Regions from separate parts of the Homo sapiens genome. Here region 2 is linked to region 1. Evidence: chromatin loops called from intact Hi-C (ENCODE). Cell type or tissue: endothelial cell of umbilical vein. All regions are shown on one strand. Each heading gives the region's core, and the rest is flanking DNA. Links, peaks and the distances in the headings are about the cores only.

Region 1 (8,619 bases), core at 620-8,619:
TCTCTCGGAGTCCCATTGTTCTCCATTCAATCATTTGGGCACCAATTCTGTTTCTCTTTGACTATAAAAGCCCATGCCTGCAGACCTCTCTACACATTTATTGTGCGGCTGGAATTTATGACGGATTGGATTTCAGAGGAGGGATTGATTAAATACAGATGGAGCACTTGACAAGGGCCTGGGGGTCCCGGTAGACTCCCCCATTTAGAAACAGAATAAAGATTAGAAAGCGTGAGCAAGGGCAATCCGAGGTAAGTCTTGCTTTCAAAGGGAGGGAGGGAGGACAGGATGGGGGAAGCTGTCTATTCCTACTCAACAGCATCTTCTTGAAGCTGGATGAAATTCTTTGCCCGGTGGAGTAATGAGCTGTTGAGGCCACTCCTCAGTGCCTCCAATGCATTCAGCCTCCTGGGGTACAGGGTGCTCTCCTGCTCACCTGCGTAGGGCTGAGATGGCAGTGTGGACCTCTCGGCTCTGGTAAATACCGCCAGCACCTTTGCTGTCTAATCGCACTGTGTTCACACCTATGTCCCCCACTTTCAAGACTTCACGCTTTGGAAAAGCGTCAACTATCTTTCAAGGCCTAATTCAAAGCCACCTCCTCCATGAAGACCATCAAAACCACAACCCTCACTCAGTAACAGTGAATCGCCCCTTGCAATGTACAACCACAGTACGCTAGCTTCCCTCTCCTCCTGCTTTGTTTTTATTCTGCTTTGAAAAGGTCTGTGTCTAAACTCTCTTTGTGTTTCTTTTTTCTTTTTTTCTTTTTCTTTTTTCTTTTTTTTTTTTTTTTTTTTTGAGACAGAGTCTCACTCTGTCACACAGGCTGGAGTGCAGTGGCATGATCTAGACTCACTGCAAGCTCCGCCTCCCAGATTCAAGTGATTCTCCTGCCTCAGTCTCCTGAGTAGCTGGGACTACAGGCGTGCACCACCATGCCAGGCTAATTTTTGTATTTTTAGTAGAGACGGGGTTTCACCATGTTGGCCAGGCTGGTCTCGAACTCCTGACCTCAAGTAATCCATCCGCCTCGGCCTCCCAAAGTGCGGAGATGACAGGCATGAGCCACCACGCCCGGCCTCTCTTTGCATTTCTGTAGTATGTAGTGAACCTTACATGAATGGTAATGCAAATTGAAAACTGTCTATGACCAGGCGCGCTGCTTTTTATATGTGCAGTGGCAGTTTGTGCCTGTCCAGTGTCAACTCCCTCCGCTTCAGGTAACAGGGCCCCCATCTTCCTCGGAGGAGCTGCCTGCCCCACGTTCAGTCCCTGTAGCTGAGATGATGCTGATCCATCCCCTTTTCCGGGGGTGGACATATGACTCCCATTTGACCAATCAGAGCATAGGGATTCGACGGGAGATGGGCTTGTTACTCAAGGTGGGCCAATCAGAGGCAGAGACCAGTAACCCAGGGGCATTGGCTTGCTCTCTTGGGGATCACGGGCTCTTCTTTTCTGCTGTGATTGCTAAATAGAGAGAACATCAGGCTGAGGCTGCTGGGCCCATTTTTGCCACCATGTGGGGAGAGGCTGCCTGAGAATGCTGCCTTTGGGAGGCAGGTGAGGAAACTAGACAGGAGCGCGGGGGATGCTGGCTTTGTGGAGGCTGGCCTGGGTGCAGCAGAAAGTCACCTGGGGAACAGCACTGCATGGGCACAGCCGGCCCAGAGACAGCCCAGGCTAGGGCTGGTACTGGCACATCCAATTCACAGTCAGCTGGCACAGGCGGGCAAGGCCACAGGTGAGACCACAGCACAGCATGCGGCCGCTGCCTGACTTGTGCCTTCAGAGCAGAGCCCCAGCTCCTGGCAGAAGACTCTGAGACGGGGGCCTGGCCAGCGGCAGGCTGGATGCCAGGGTCCAGGGAGCAGCACTACAGTATGCTGGGAAGAATATCAAATCCATAACGAGACCCGGTGACAACCACTTTCCAGATGGGAAAATCTGCACTTTGCTTGGTTTCTGTTTCATCTGTAAAATGGGATGATACTCTGTATTTCAATGCTAGTGTGAGATTCAGATGAGGTGATATAAATAAAGCACCTAGGACATAGCACCCAAGCAGTGGGGTGATCGCTACTCTGTGGGCGGGGTTTCCAGCCCCAGCAGGAGTGTAGGGGCTCAGGAAAGCAGACCCTGATGGAGTGGCTAGAAACTGAGGCTGCAGCTCAGCTCTGACCTGGTCACTGTGCTGGGCCATGTTAGAAAGTGAAGCAAGGGCATAGTAGGCGCCTGTAATCCCAGCTACGTGGGAGGCAGAGGCAGGAGAATCACTTGAAACCAGGAGGCGGAGGTTGCAGTGAGCTGAGATTGTGCCATTGCACTCCAGCCTGGAGGACAGAGCGAGACTGTCTCAAAAAAAAAAAAAAAAAAAAAAAAGAAAAGAAAAGAAAAGAAAAGAAAAAGAAAATGAAGCAAGACATCTCAGTCCTCTTTATATGCCCAGAACTAAGCACCACTGTGCCTGGCGAAGAGCGGGACCATAGAAAATATTTGCTGATTTTTTAAAAAATGGAGACTGCCCTTATGTTTGACATCTGCTAAGATTTCCTAAGCCATCTAAAAATCATCTACTTGGGAGAAAGATCAAACTGTGTGGCAGAATGGAAAGGCTACTAGACTTGAAGTCAGAGGACCCAGGTTGAGTTCTGGCCCTGTCCCCATGTCTGCATGACACGGAGCAAGCCCCTTAATTTCTACAAACCTCAGTTTCTTCGTCTGTAAAATGGGGCTAATACTTCAACTACCCCATAAGGACGCGGTCCAGTTTAGAAACTTCTGGTGGCACCGGAAGCCCTAGAGCAAGGGCGTCCACTGAGGCAGCCCAGGCGGACCAGCTGGAGGGGGAAGCCAGATGTGTATGTGACTCAGAGCAGCCAAAGGCCAGGCCAGGAAAAGTGTTGCCGAGTGTCTAGTGTGACAGGTGAGGCAAGGAAAGACACAGGATTGTGAGCAGGAGAGAGAGTGCAATGGGTGGAAGGAGGCCAGGGACACACTTCGGAACCAAGCCTGCGCGACAAGCTGAAAGGTTCCCTCTTACGAGGTTCTCAGTGGGGAGTCTAATAGGTAACATTTATTGAGCACTTACTGTCTGCTCAGCGTTATTCTAAGTGGTTTCATGGGCATTTCCCTTAATCCTCACAAAAACCTTGGGTGGGTGCTATTTTTTCATCCCCATTTCACCTATTAGGAAACCAAGGCATGAAAATCACACAGGAATTTAACTTGTGGCTCGAATTCTTAATGAGCTGAACTACTGTTGGTATACAAAACAGGAGTGGTTATAGTGATGTAAGGAAAGAATATATGTAAATGCATTTTATAAATTGTAAAGTGCCAGCTAATACGTGAGCTGTTGTTCAAAGCATTCAGGGAACTTTTTTGACCTCTAGTAACTCTCCAGAAGCAATGTGTTGGCTAATTATGGTTAAGAAAAGCCAAATCTCTTATTGAGCCTGGCCCTGGAGATGCCACTCTCCCCCGGGAGGTCTTTAGGGCCACACAGGACGGTGGCTGCACAAGTTTGGTGGCCAGTTTGATCTCCACGGCTCCCTGGACTCCCTGCTTCCTGTATGCACTCGAGAAATCAGTGTCCGCTGAGGGCTTCCTCGGTCAAATTCAGCTCAGGCTTAGGGACCACTGGGGCTGCAGGGCAGATGGCAGAGCCGACATGTCTGGGATCTGAATGCTCCTGCCCCTCGTGATCGCGGCATTTCAGAGCCGGAAGTCTCCCTAGAATTCTCCCCAGTCCACAAGACTTGCCAGGCATGGATAGAGCTATCTCGGAGCACTGAGGGCCTCCCTGTGGCAGGTGGCAGGAATGTGCTGTGGGCTTCCGGGACACAGGCACGGTGACCTTCTGCAGGGCTCTGCAGGCCAGGAGTGAGAGGCCTTAGGCTGACCTCACCAAGACCCACAGTGAAGACAGAGGAACGATGTGTGGGTGGGAGATTCTGGGGAGCCAAGCCGACCAGAAGGGAAACGCATGACTAAGTTCAGCGGGGCAGGCAGAGAGGAAGTGTGGGGGTGGAGGAGGCCGCAGAGCAACACAAGAGGAGAGATCCCCAGTCGGGAGGGTAAAAGGGGACGGGGTGGAGGGCTGCAGTGAAAGCAAAGGGACAGCAGTGACCAGAAGGGGTTTTAGAGGACATGGAGGTGGACGGGGTCTCAGCTGAGATAGTATTTAAGGGTGCTCTTTGGGGTAAAAGTGCCCCAGAAACGACTGGGTAAGACCTTTGAAGGTTCTCCAGAAAGGATTTTGAGGTGTTGGAATGAGTGGAGGGAGAGATAAAACTATGAGACCCAGAGTGTCATGGGGAATGACACCACCAGGGAGAGAGAGGACAGCACATGCGAGTGGCTTGGACTCCTCAAGGGGAGTAGCCAGCTGTGACAAGGTGGGGGGCTGGAAGGCAGCCTTAGTGGTGGGAACGGATGGACCTAACTCCAGGCCACAGGCAGAAGTCCAGTTGGATGGATGGAAAGCGAGCCAGGGAAAATAGTAAAAGCCTGCAGGTCTGGTTCAAGGAAAGGATTTCCAGGTATATGAGGTCAAGAACAGCCAAGGGGACTCTAGGGAAAGCAGCAAATAAAGGATAAAGGGGTCATCTGGGAAGGCAGGTGCAGGCTTGGGGAGAAGACTGGGGAAGGTGGAGCAAGGTCCTGGACAGGCTGGCAAGAGGGGAACCCAGCACTGGAGCTGAACCGGGAGGGGAGCCCTGACTCCGGAAGCCAGCTGTGCACTCCAGGTCGGGGAATGATCCTGCTGGGTCTGTTGCCTGAGTTCACTTGGGCCTGACAACCAGCCCAGGGTCCCTATCTGGGATTTCCTGGGGCCCTTACTGAGGACTGATAGGAAGTACACAGGATGTCAGGTGGAAGCCCCTCCAATCCAGGCCCACGTTATTGGACTCAGTCAACATGCCAGTGTGGAAACAGATCTGAGATCTCGGCTCCTGAACTAATGGAGCTCAGTGGGGCAAGGCCACTGCCCTTCTGCTGCTCTTCAAGAGCCCAGAGAACCAGGAGCCCTTTCACAGGCTGGCCCCTCCCAAAGGTCACTTCTGTGGTGATCATAAGCCCATGATGATGTGGACACCCCTGAATTTACAGGCTCTGCAGGGAATTCTCACTACTGTCTCACGTTGCTAAAATAAAGAGAGCTCCTCTCAGAAACACAGAAGCGTGATGGAAACCTACACTGTCACAGAGAGCACAGGGGACTTTCTGACTTGGACCCTTCCTCTTGCTGTTGGCCCTGGGGCTTCCCTCAGGCCCTTCCTTCTGCCTTTCAGACCCACTGGCCACAGTGCAGTTCATGCCTCCACCTCCCCCACTCCCCCAACACACACACACACAAACACACTCGGACCACCTTCAGGAAAGCAGGAACCGTGAGCCCAGGGAGGAAGTGGAGTGAGGAAAGCGCTTCTCTCCTCACCATCTCTCCTCCAAACCCCAGCTCCGGCGGGCAGAGGGAGAAGGGACCACAGTGCTGAAATAGTAACAGAACACAAGAGGCAAGGGGCTCCCATGCACATCCTTCTGTCTTCTTCTCCAGTCCCTGGGCCGCCCCAGCTTAGTCCCCAGGAGCACCCTGACCAAGGCTCGCTCAAGGTCAGGAGCAGCATGAGGCTGAGGCCCATGCCCTGCTCTAGGAGGAAGGAAGCAAGTTCTTGCCATCTGAGCTGGAATTGCAATGGCAGCAGTACCTCCAAGATGGAATTATAGTTCTCAAATGGCATTCTATCTCGGGGTCACAAAAGGACATCATAGATTTCTGTGGACTATATGAGATGTGACAGACCCCCCCGTATAAAGTCAATCAGCCTGCCCTTCACCTTTCATTAATTCAGAAGAATTTACTGAGCACCAACTACAAGCTAGGCAGGGTCCCTGCCCTCAAGGAGCTAAACAGACTAGAGGTAAGCACAGAAACAGACAGAAATCCCGTGTGACCAAGCTGTGCCGGTGGAGCGCTCGGAGTGCATTTTCATGTCTCTGTACACTGGGGACGGCGTATGCAACACAAAAACACTGAACTCGTGTGTTTCTGCTTCTGAAATAGTACACGAATAGTTCGTGAGAAAGCTGAAGGGAATTACAGAATGATGTACGGTCAGCCCTTGTTCATGAAGAACAAAAAATTCTAGATGTCTGGGCTGGCTGCGAGGCGATAAACGGGAACTTTTATATTCTAAGGATTTAGCTTCCATTTGCAAAGAAAAATGTTTATTTCTTGCAGTATATTTTTGTGTCTTTGGAGAATGCTCTGGCTGTGGATGTTTGCGATGGGCCAGGGATATAAAGTTGACACCTGGACACTGGGGCTGGTTGAAGCTCCACCCACATGAGTCAGAGAAAGGCAGATCCACCTGGTGGGAGGAGCAGGAGAGAGTGGGAAGATCCTGAAACAAGGCAAAGCCTGGGCTCGGCCTTTCAGGACACAAGCTGCAACAGGAAGTGTGAGAATGGGACTGCCCCAGCACACGCCGAGTGGGGATAGGGAAAGGCAGGAAGATGAGCTCAGGTAAACTCCAAGTTTGTTTGGTCAAATTATCTCCTCCTGTGCCTCGTTTTATTCATCTATACAATGGGAACAATGATGCTCTCCACCTCACAGAGATGAGGTGAGGATTAAATAAGTTACTACATGGCAAGCACGGAGAGCAATGCTCTAGTAGGTGCTCAATAAATGTTAGCTTTTATTGTCACTAATTTTTTTCTCGGGGGGAAGGGGTGGCAAATAATCCACTATAGTCATATCACATATAAAAGTATTCTCAGTGGTTTCTGTAAATCACATTTCACTTTGCCTGTGGGAAAAAAAGGAGATGTAAGTTATTTAAAATAGGCACATACTTTAAAATATTGGGTTTATTTTAAAAACTCAGCACAGTACAAACTGCCACACAAATTACTTTATACTAGCAACAACCGGTGCTCCTATTAATTCAAGTGTACACATTTAACTCCCCAGGTTAAACACCCTGTAATTTACCTTGAAGCTCTTTACATTCTGAAGTTATATAAAATTAAGCAGGAAAACATTAACATTAAATGAAAATCAATTTTGCACAAATAAGTGTGATCAAGCAGCTTAAATCACCTGAAATTCTTGTACTTCAGAGAAAAATCCCAGATGACGGCACTGGACAGGTTATAAAGAGTTCCCTTATTCCCTGGGGGCGTCTCAGGCATTCTTTCTGCATGTTTCCTTCACTGAGCCTCAGGCTACGAATTGAGAGAAAGTCTTTCCAGGCAGTGGCCTGATTCTTACGCACATTCCGTTTCTTTTTCTGAATTCAGAGTTTCTGAAAACACAGGCTTTTCTCTTGGAAAACATGATCTGTAAGATGTTGGAGGACCAGGCTATGATGGTTCTTAAGTTTCTTCCTTTCTCTGGGGAGACACAGAGGTCTTCGCGCCATCCATCTGTTCCCTACTCCCACTTGGGTTCCTTTGTGGTATGAAATAGAGACACTTCTGACCTCATCGGAGACACAGCGAGGTCTGTACCTTCACCCAGGCACAGGAGAAGGCCTGGTCCTCTCCTGATTCCTCAAACTTCCTCTGAATCCAGAGAAAGTTTTTTATACCAGATTGTGTCAACACACAGCAATAAAATATGCTGAGGAACTAAAAATGTGAAAATCACCTAGGAATGGAACGTTGAAGAAATGTGTGTCTATTATTGTGCACTGACAGCCAGGGGGCTCCTGTTTGGAATAAACTGCAGCAGAGGAGAGGTTTGGCAGCACAGCCAGACTGTGCTCTCCCTGAGTCTACAGCCTAGTAGGGCCAGAGGTCCTGACAGGAAATCGCCAAAGATGCAAAACAGGGGCCCCGTGATGGGACCAGCTAGTAGCCGCACTTGTGTTGGTATCAATGCCAGCAAGGGTTCAACAGCAACCTGAATCCTTGTGTGAAATATACGTATCGATTATCTTTCAAAACATTTTCATCACCAAACTGAGCCAGAGGAATGAACATGGTATTTCAATAGGAAAAGTACACATTCTGAAAATATTGCCATAATCAAGTTGTGTTGCCTGGGCACTGATAAGTGTGATACATTGCATCATACATTTCCAGAACCATTGCCATGACAAAAGAAAATGCAAAGTGAGGATGACCTCCCCGGCACTGCCTTCCTTTCAGTGGGCAGCACCTTCTGGGCCTGGATGGACAGCTGAGGATGAAAATTTCCTGTGGGCCAAAACAAAGGGTGGTGCCATCCCTTCTCCAGTGTGACACAAATGGCCTCGCCTCAGAGAGCCTTTATGTAGCAGCCTCTAAGAATTCTGAGGTGAACACAGCTTCTGCATAATCTTCGCACATATCCTGAAGTTCAGCAGCCACAGCACCCAGAGCTTCATCTACCAGCTCTTCTGAAAAGCTGGAAGACAAACAACACAACTAAAGGTATGTACAAGGCCAGGCGCGGTGGCTCACACCTGTCATCCCAGCACTTTGGGAGGCCAAGATGGACAGATCACCTGAGGTCAGGAGTTTGAGACCAGCCTGGCCAACATGGTGAAACCCGGTCTCTACTAAAAATACATAAAATTAGCCGGGCGTGGTGGCATGCACACCTATAAACCCTGTTACTCA
Region 2 (8,697 bases), core at 482-8,481, 68 kb before region 1:
ACTCTGGCCCTGTGGAGTCCCCAGAGAGGGGGACATGAGCTGGCCTGAGCTGCCCAGTGATAGGAACTCAGGAACCCGAGGAGGCTCAGTTCATGGGTTAGAGAGGGCCCAAACTCAGGCTGAGTGACCCCAGGCCCTCCGGTACTGCCTGCAGGCAAGATGGCAGGGATCCTGCCATCCTTTCAGGCTCTGAGTGGATGAGAGGGGACCCAGGCTCAATGAGCTTGCACCCATCCAAGGGGAAGAAATGACCCCACAGGGTCAGGCTTGACTCACGCTGCTTCTCCTGGAGGATGCTGGATGTGCACGGCGCGGTCCCTTCTCCTGCAGAAAAAGAAAAGAAACATGAGCAGATCCTTGACACTGTTGCCAGGCACTGTGTTTCCCAGGGAGGCTGCTTGGAGCTGCCTCTGACCCTCACTCTAGAGCTTGGGATGGGCAGAAGTATCTCCTACCACTTCATGCCCTGCTCTGCCCTGACCTGACCTAGCCCTTGGCCCTTCATGCCACACCTGATGCCATTTCTGGGGAGAGTACGGCCTGGCTCCTCTGCCTCCTCAGGCGTTTTCACCTCTGTCTTGTCCTCCAGCTCCTCCTCTCCTCCCTCCTCTATAAAGCAGCGGCTTCCCAGGAGCTGCCTGCCTCTCTATACTCACTCTCTCCTCTGAGGGTCCACACTGAACTCCAAGCCCACAAACCACTGCCAGGGCTCTGCCTCTGGCCCAGGCCTCTCCCCTTAGCTCTGGATCTGCATATCCCACTGCCCCCCAGACGTCTTCTGTGGCCACTCCCAAACACTGCACACTCCCCATGACCAAAGCTTCCCTAGAAGTCTGCGGCCCCTCCCAAAATGTGTCTGTGGCTTCCTCTAGGGCCCCAGGTCTCTGAGGAAGGTTTCCAAGGCAGAAAGCGAAGTCACCTCCTGGTCTCCCCAAGGGACTCGAGAATCCTTCCCCATGCAAAGCTACCTCATTTCTTCCCCTACAGAACTGAAGGGCAACTCCAGTCTAAGAACCTCCTCCATCTCCACAGCCCACACTCCAGGGCCTGGTAGATGACTCCTCTCCTGACCCCATGCCTGCCTCTCACAACCCCGTGCCTGCCTCTCACATGAAACTTCTCCAGGTGTTCATCAGAATGAACTTCTCCAGGTGTTCTCCAGATGGATTCATTAGAATCCATCACCCTGTTTCTGTAGCCCTCTGCCTGCCAGGGCCATCTTCATGGCCCACGTCCCCTGAATCCTGGGGTCATGGCCCCCGGGCTCTCTCAAAAGCAGGCAGGGGTAAACAATGGGAAGAGTGTCCAGCTGGAATCTGGAGGCTGACTCCATTTTAGGCTCCCTCTGGCCTGCTGTGTGATGTAAGGCACAGCACTCTCCCTCTCTGGGTTCATTCCTACAAGATAGCACGGATCCAGTGCTCGCTAAGAACCTCCAGGTCCTGAAAGCCCTTGAGTGACACTGCATTATAATTGGATACCTGGATTCAAATGCCAGCTTCTTCACTTACGAACCATGCACCCTTGGGCAAGTTACACAACCTGTATATGCCTCAATCTTCCAATCTATAAAATGGGGATAGTACTGGTACTTGCCTCGGAGGGTTACTGTGGATATTAAATGATTAATATATGTAAAGCCGGCTAGGCACGGTGGCTCATGCCTGTAATCCCAGCACTTTGGGAGACAGAGGTGGGCGGATCACCTGAGGTCAGGGGTTTGAGACCAGCCTGGCCAACATGGTGGAACCCTGTCTCTACTAAAATACAAAAACTAGCCAGGCGTGGTGGCGCATATCTATAATCCCGAAGCTACTCGGGAGGCTGAGGCAGGAGAATTGCTTGAACCCAGGAGGTGGAGGTTGCAGTGAGCCGAGATCACGCCACTGCACTCCAGCCTGGGTGACAGAATGAGACTCCGTCTCCAAAAAAGAAGACAAATAAAATATATATATATATATATATGTAAAGCCTTCAGAACACAGTCAGGCACAAAACAGGTGTTCAATAAGTGAGGATGGCTCTGATTCTTGTTTTATTTACTTGTTTACTTCTAACCATTGATTCAAGACCTTGTCCCTTTTGTCTTCATCATGATCCCAGGTGCAGCCAGATAGAGACAATCAATGGTTAATGCTAGATGCCAGCTCACAGCACTCCCTAGACCTAGGGGCCGTGACAAAGCCTAGGCCCAAGAGGGGCCCAGATAGAGAACAGAGACCTGGACACCGTCATAGAGCAGTCCCCACACAGCACAATAGGATGGACGCAGACTGTTTCCCAGGTGCAACAGCAGCACAGATGTGGACAGAAACAAGGAATGACCCAGTATCCAATACACAGGTCAGGGAGCGAAGACCAGCACCATGTCTGAGCACCAGCTAAGGCCCATGAAACTCTGGCGTCCCTAAGAAGTCAACTTTGACCACCCAGCAGAGCTGGGGCCTAGCAGAGAAATTAAGACATAAGACATGCATTCAAAAAACGCCTTCTATGGGCCAAGCCCCATGCTAGGGGCCATGGAGGATACAGAGATGAGGAAGTCAGAGTGAGTGAGGAGCAAGAACACCTCTGTGCAGAGAAGCACACGGCTAACTGCAATGAGAGGCGAGACCGGCGGGGAGAGACGGGGAGGGAAAGATTCATTCTGACTGAGGACTCCAAGGAAGCTTGTGCCAGAGCAGAGATTTCAGTTTTGACAGTAGAGGAAAGGGCATGGCATTCCAAGCAGCCAGCAAGATCATGTTTATGGAATGCCAAGTTCAAGGCAAAGCGGGGGTGTGAGAGAGCATGGTCCCATTTACAGATAAGAAGGAAGGAAGGCAGGAAGCCCATTTACAGATAAGAAAACCAAGGCCTGAAGAGGTGAAGGAGCTTGCAGACTCTTCCAAATCCAAACCTCCTGCTTTTTCTATCATACTCCACCAAAACCAGCTGCATAATGAGGAAGGCCTCATGCAAAAAGGAAATGCCGGGTCCCTTGTTCAAACAGAAAAAAAAAATGTTGCTAAAGGTACTAAAATATAACATTTTTCCTTTTCCCTGAGGATGCTCTAAAACCTGTTATGGTGTTTTCTTTCTTTCTCTCCTTCCTTCCTTCCTTTCTATTCTTTTCTTTTCCTTTCTCTCTTTTTTTTTTTTTGACAGAGTCTCATTCTGTCACCAGGCTGGAGTGCAATGGTGCGATTTCGGCTCACTGTAACCTCCGCCTCCCAGGTTCAAGCGATTCTCCTGCCTCAGCCTCCCAAGTAGCTGGGACTACAGGCACCCGCCACCACACCCGGCTAATTTTTGTATTTTTAGTAAAGATGGGGTTTTACCATGTTGGCCAAGATGGTCTCAGTCTCTTGACCTGGTGATCTGCCCACCTCGGCCTCCCAAAGGGCTGGGATTACAGGCGTGAGCCACCGCGCCCGGCCAGTGTTTTCTATTTGCTACTGTATTTCCTCATGCCCAGGGAGACTTGAGGGATGAGTGCAGGCCCTCCCAGGCCCCAGGGTCCCTGCTCCTTAGCTTGGCACGTACACACAGGCTCCACCAGCACCCAGGATCCCCCTCCTGCCAGCCACTGGGCCAAACAAACCATGCTGTGAGTGACAGTTGGAAAGTTGAGCCAAGCATGCACCCCTCCCACAGGCCTGCTGGCCCCATCCAGGGTAGACAAGAGTATTGCAACCTCCATGCTGAAACGCACTAGTTGAGTGAGAGGTTTTTTCCCTCTGAATCACCCTTGGAATGCTCTATGGCACTGCCAGCCCAGGGTGGGGACAGCTGCCTCGCCCCAAGACATGGTGGAGTATAAGCACCTAACCTCAGCCCTGCCTGCTCCCAGGCTCTGGCTTGGAGGGAGGCCAGCGGCTGTCCATGGGCAGGGGAAGGAGAAGAAAGCTGGGTGGGGGTGGGGCTGAGAAGCCAGAGGGCAGGAGAGCAGCAGGCCAAGATCCCAGGAGGCTTCAAGGCGGCAGGAGGCAGGACCATGTGAGAGCCGCCCACCAAGTACCCCCACACATATGCACTGTCCCGTCAGACTTCACTCACAAAACACAAACTTGGCCGGGCATGGTGGCTCACGCCTGTAAACTTAGCACTTTGGGAGGCCAAGGTGGGTGGACCACCTGAGGTCAGGAGTTTGAGACCAGCCTGGCCAACATGGTGAAACCCCGTCTCTACTAAAAATACAAAAATTAGCTGGGCGTGGTGGCGCATGCCTGTAATCCCAGCTACTAGGGAGGCTGAGGCAGGAGAATCACTTGAACCCAGGAGGCAGGGGTAGCAGTGAGCCGAGATAGTGCCACTGCACTCCAGCCTGGGCAACGGAGTGAGACTCCATTTAAAAAAAAAAACAAAACACAAAAACACAGACTTGAAGATAACACCATTCGGACTTCAGAACAGCAAACCCAATACCTGCAGCCCTCTGGAGCACTGGCCCTGAGCCCTGACTATAACACAGACACTTCTGGCATTTCTCGGGCATCTACTATGTGTCAGGCCCTGGAGGAGGGGAGGACTCCAGCGCAGGGAGGAGCCGGGTCTGAGTCATTACCTCCACATTCTCATGCCAAGTCCATAGTCGGTACTCACGGAGACAGTTTATGAGTTCTCCAGACCATCCAATACTTTCATTACCAGGGTGTAAATATGACTTAGCCTGGGCAGGATGTCCAGAGGTGGGGAGGTGGGAAAGTTGGGGAGGTGGGCAAGGATGAGAGCTGGGGTTGCTGGGAATGCTGGGGATGCAGCTGGGGTTGCTGGGAATGCTGGGGATGCAGCTGGGGTTGCTGGGAATGCTGGGGTTGCTGGGGTTGCTGGGGATGCAGCTGGGGTTGCTGGGAATGCAGAGTTCAGAGGCCGGAAGAAGCTCGGGGACCCAGGTGCCAAGAGGCCAGGAGGTGAGTGTCCTGGAAACGCCAGTGCGCAAGCTTCACGTGGGTAAGAAGAGGGAAAATGTCAGAAAGGAGGTCGGGACCAAGCTCTGGGACTCCTCAAAGCCAGCCCTGAGTGCGGCCTCAGCTGCATAAGCCTTGAAGGCTGCACCTGGGCACGCAGGTGCTTTCTGGCTTGCCTAGTGCTTTCCCGCACATGAAATCGTTGGCTTCCATGCCTATGCAATAAGGCTGCTGAGCCTCAGCGAGGTAAAGTCACTTCCCCAACGTTGAGATCTGGTCCCTTGGACACCCCAATACTGGGAAGGGCTCTTCCCACAATTTCACCCCGCCTCCTATTGGTCGGGGGCTTCCTAGAGCAGTGGCTTCCCAGGACGGCTCAGGCAGCCTGGGTAGTGCTTCCTGGAGGAGGAAGGCATGGGACAGCGAAAGGCTGCCACAGTCAGGGGCTGAGGGGTGAGGAGGACGGGAGCAGAGAAGGGGACATTTGCAAGGGGTGCAGAGAGGATGCGTCCAGAGGCTTGGGGACTGGCTGGTGTTTGCCTCGGGCTTCGTCTCTCCTGCAGCGCAGCCTGAGCCAGGCATCCCAGGGTTCCCAGGGCTGGTGAGGCCACCGACGGGGTCAGGAATAAGCCTGCTGTTTGATGAGGTAAGTGTGGCGCCCGGACAGTAGGAAGCCGGGCTTGCCTGCCCAGTCCAAGCCAGCTCCATCTTCCCTGGAAACCGCCAGCGAGGGAGGAGCCGGCTTGAACCTGGCTTCCTGATTTAGCAGGCTCCCAGGACGAGGGTGATTAACCAACTGTGCAGCTGGCTCAGCTGCCACCTAAATGAGACCCCACTTAGCCTAGAGCTTTGCAAGGCTCATGGGCCTGACAGCTTTGCCTCTGCTGGAGCTTGTTTCAAGTGGAGGAGCTGCCAGAAACTCCTGCAGACAGGATGGGCTACAAGGAACTGGGAAGGCAGAGTTTTGTCATGCACCCCAGGCTCTGGGCCCCACCAATCTTGCCTGTCCTGAACTCACACAGCCCTGGAAGGCTGAGCCACATCATCTTTTCTGAGAAGATGCTTCTGAGTCCCGCTAACGGTTTCCTGAGTGATTTTATAACTCTTCTTCCAATCCCCTCCCAACAAATCATGAGTTCCCCAAGTGCAAGAGAAGCAAAGTGTGTGGCCAAGAACAGCAAAGTGTGTGGCAAACTTCTGAAACAGGAGAGCCTTCCTGCATCACACTGGAGAGTTGGTGGCTGCGGAGAGAGTGATTCAGACAGACGGGGCCTTGGAGAATAAAGAATTGGGAATTCTCCTGATAAACCAGAAAGTGTCAGGAACAGCCCCTCTGGAGCAGAGACAGGAGCCGCTGAAGCCGGAATTTGCCCTGGGCTCTCCCCTTACTGGGCATTGGGAGCCCTGGCCAGGCTCCGGGCCAGACTGGTGGCTTTGCTCATGAAGCCTGGCTGAGGAGCGAAGACCTGCATGCTCCCTCCCTGCTCAGGCCACTCCCAACATGGAGCCTCCCCTGCATGCTCCTCCCTGCTCAGGCCACTCCCAGCATGGAGCCTCCCCTGAGCTGCAGGTTGAGACTCACGCTCATTACCCTTCACCTGGCCCAGCGTAAGCCCCTGCACTCATTCCCCGGCCCCTCCTGTTCTCCTCCACATTGGCTTCTAGAATAATCTTTCTAAAAAGTGGCTCTCCGCTCCCCTGCTTAAACCATTCAGTGGATCCACAGGGGCACTCCCAAGAAGGCCCCTAACTCCTCAGCCTGGCATTCAAGGCCTTCATCTCCAGCTTTTCCACCCCTGCCTCTTTTCCAAGACCTCCCACCCCTTTTTACCACCCCCTAGCTCCACACCTCACCCCCAGCCCAATGCTCCACACCCCAACCTCAGACAGGACAAACTCCCCAAATCTCCATTCTTCCCATACCTTTTATTCTACGTCTTTCCCATGTCTTTTATTTCATCCGTATGGTATGTTACATCGATTGATTTTCACATACTGAATAACTTTGCCTTCCTGGGCTAAATTCCGCTTAGTCCTTGACAAATCTTGTCATCTCACTATTCTTTTATGCTTGGGGTTTTTATATCTCTTCCAGGACAATTTATACTAACAATCTATGAGCTGTCATTTAAGGAATGACAACCTCATAGATTGTCCAACCTCAGTCAAGACAAACTCTCCAAATCTCCCTGCTTCCCACACCTCCCTCCGTACCTTTGTCCCTGCAGCTCCCTCTGCCCTCACTGGTCTGTCCCAACCCCAGCAAAGCCTCCTTACCTCCTCATGTGGCAGCTCCAGCGCTACCTCCTCTTTCAGCCCTCTGTGCCTTGTTCCCCATCTTGTTAGAGCAATTAGCTCACTGGACTGTCACTGCCCCACCCCCGTCTGGGAGCCGGTCAATTCTGAGTCCACTTCTGAGTCATCTGTGTGTCCCCTGCAGTGACCAGCACAGGGTCTGACACAGAGTAAGTGTCCATTCCTGTGCATTGCATGCATAAGTGAGGGAAGGAATGTATGAGTGCACAGTGAGCCCCTCACCACTTTGGGCTCAGACAGGGAGGAAAGGGACACACCCAGAAAAGCACAGCTGTCAGCAGAGTGGTCCGTGCTACAGACAAGAGACCAACTCAGCTGTGCTGGGCATGAGGACAGTGGTCTGGGAGAGGCTGGAGTATCAAGGAGGCTTCCCAGAGGCAGCGCATGGGATTGTGGGAGCTAGAGATGAAGTCAGGGGAAGAGCCGGGGCAAAGGCAGGAAGCTGACGAGCTCCGCATGAGCCCAGGGATCTCTCTGCAAGCAGCCCCCTGGCCATTTGACTAGGAGACAGTGGGGGTGGAAGAGGAGGGGAGGGATGGCCAGGAAGCCATGAATATCAGAATCAGAGATAACCTTGGTATTACTGGGTTTAGCAACAATTTGACAGCCCCTTTATGTCCCTCATGGTAGCTCTCCCAGGGCTGTTTGATTCCTGTAGTGATAGGAAACTTACTAACTCTGGAAATTTATGATTGCTAGAAGGAAGGCTGGAACCACATTGTGGATGGCCTTCGGTGCCAGGTTGGGGGATCTATACTTCATACTGCAGTCAACAAAGACCTACTTGCCAATTTCGTGGCAGAATGATAGGACTGGATTTCTATTTTAGAAGTGTCGTGGTAGGATTGGATAAAGATGGTAAACTGACTACACGATCTAGTCTTTTTCTCCTCCTCCAGATCCCTAGAAAATGACATCAAGCATTTTTATGTGAATTAATCTTTAGTAGCACTGTAAAATAAGAAGTGTCCTTAGCAGACCAGAAACTGTGTGGCATCCCCAAAAGTTAGAAGGCAGAGAGATCTAAGGAGGGAGGCAGGACTGGTTACATAATTTTCAGGGCCCAGTGTAAAATGAAAATGTGGGTCCCTTTGTTCAAACTAATTAAAAATTTCAAGATGGCGACAGTAGAGTAGAAAATCAAGTGTGTGGAGCCTTGTGTGACTGCAAAGGACAAATGCTCACAAGGCTAGCCCAGGAGAAAGAAAACCATAACCTCAAGCCTGCAAAGAAAGGTCTGTGGCTTGGCCAGGCACAGTGGCTCACGCCTGTAGTCCCAGCACTTAGGGAGGCCGAGGTGGGTGGATCATGAGGTCAGGAGTTTGAGACCAACCTGGCCAACATAGTGAAACCCCATCTCTACTAAAAATATTTAAAAAATTAGCCATGGGGGGCAGGAGAATCACTTGAACCCAGGAGGTGGAGGTTTCAAGGAACTGAGATCACACCACTGCACTCCAGCCTGGGCGACAGAGCGAGACTCCATCTCAAA

Evidence for each region. Hi-C counts contacts between places; a loop is a spot of excess contacts. Peaks named below come from ENCODE experiments on the same cell type or tissue, not always from the same donor. Only the 100,000 strongest peaks of a DNase experiment are listed, where the experiment ranks them.
Region 2: it touches region 1 in a loop (2.3-fold over the local background); 2 of 110 quality-filtered maps call a loop at or near these places.

What each region holds. Positions count from the first base shown.
Region 1 is chr17:6,571,461-6,580,079 of GRCh38, forward strand. It overlaps KIAA0753, which reads right to left. Exons shown (of 19, transcript NM_014804.3): 19 at 6,687-8,404. The coding sequence ends at 8,287. Among named protein-coding and RNA genes, the nearest start is that of PITPNM3, 19 kb to the left of the region's middle. In endothelial cell of umbilical vein, for the core only: no CTCF peak of the experiment used is centred there; a DNase peak (open chromatin) is centred at 3,941; H3K27ac peaks cover 514 bases.
Region 2 is chr17:6,503,251-6,511,947 of GRCh38, forward strand. PITPNM3 (PITPNM family member 3) reads right to left here. Exons shown (of 20, transcript NM_031220.4): 4 at 277-324. Among named protein-coding and RNA genes, the nearest start is that of PITPNM3, 49 kb to the right of the region's middle. In endothelial cell of umbilical vein, for the core only: no CTCF peak of the experiment used is centred there; DNase peaks (open chromatin) are centred at 2,761 and 4,521; H3K27ac peaks cover 1,117 bases.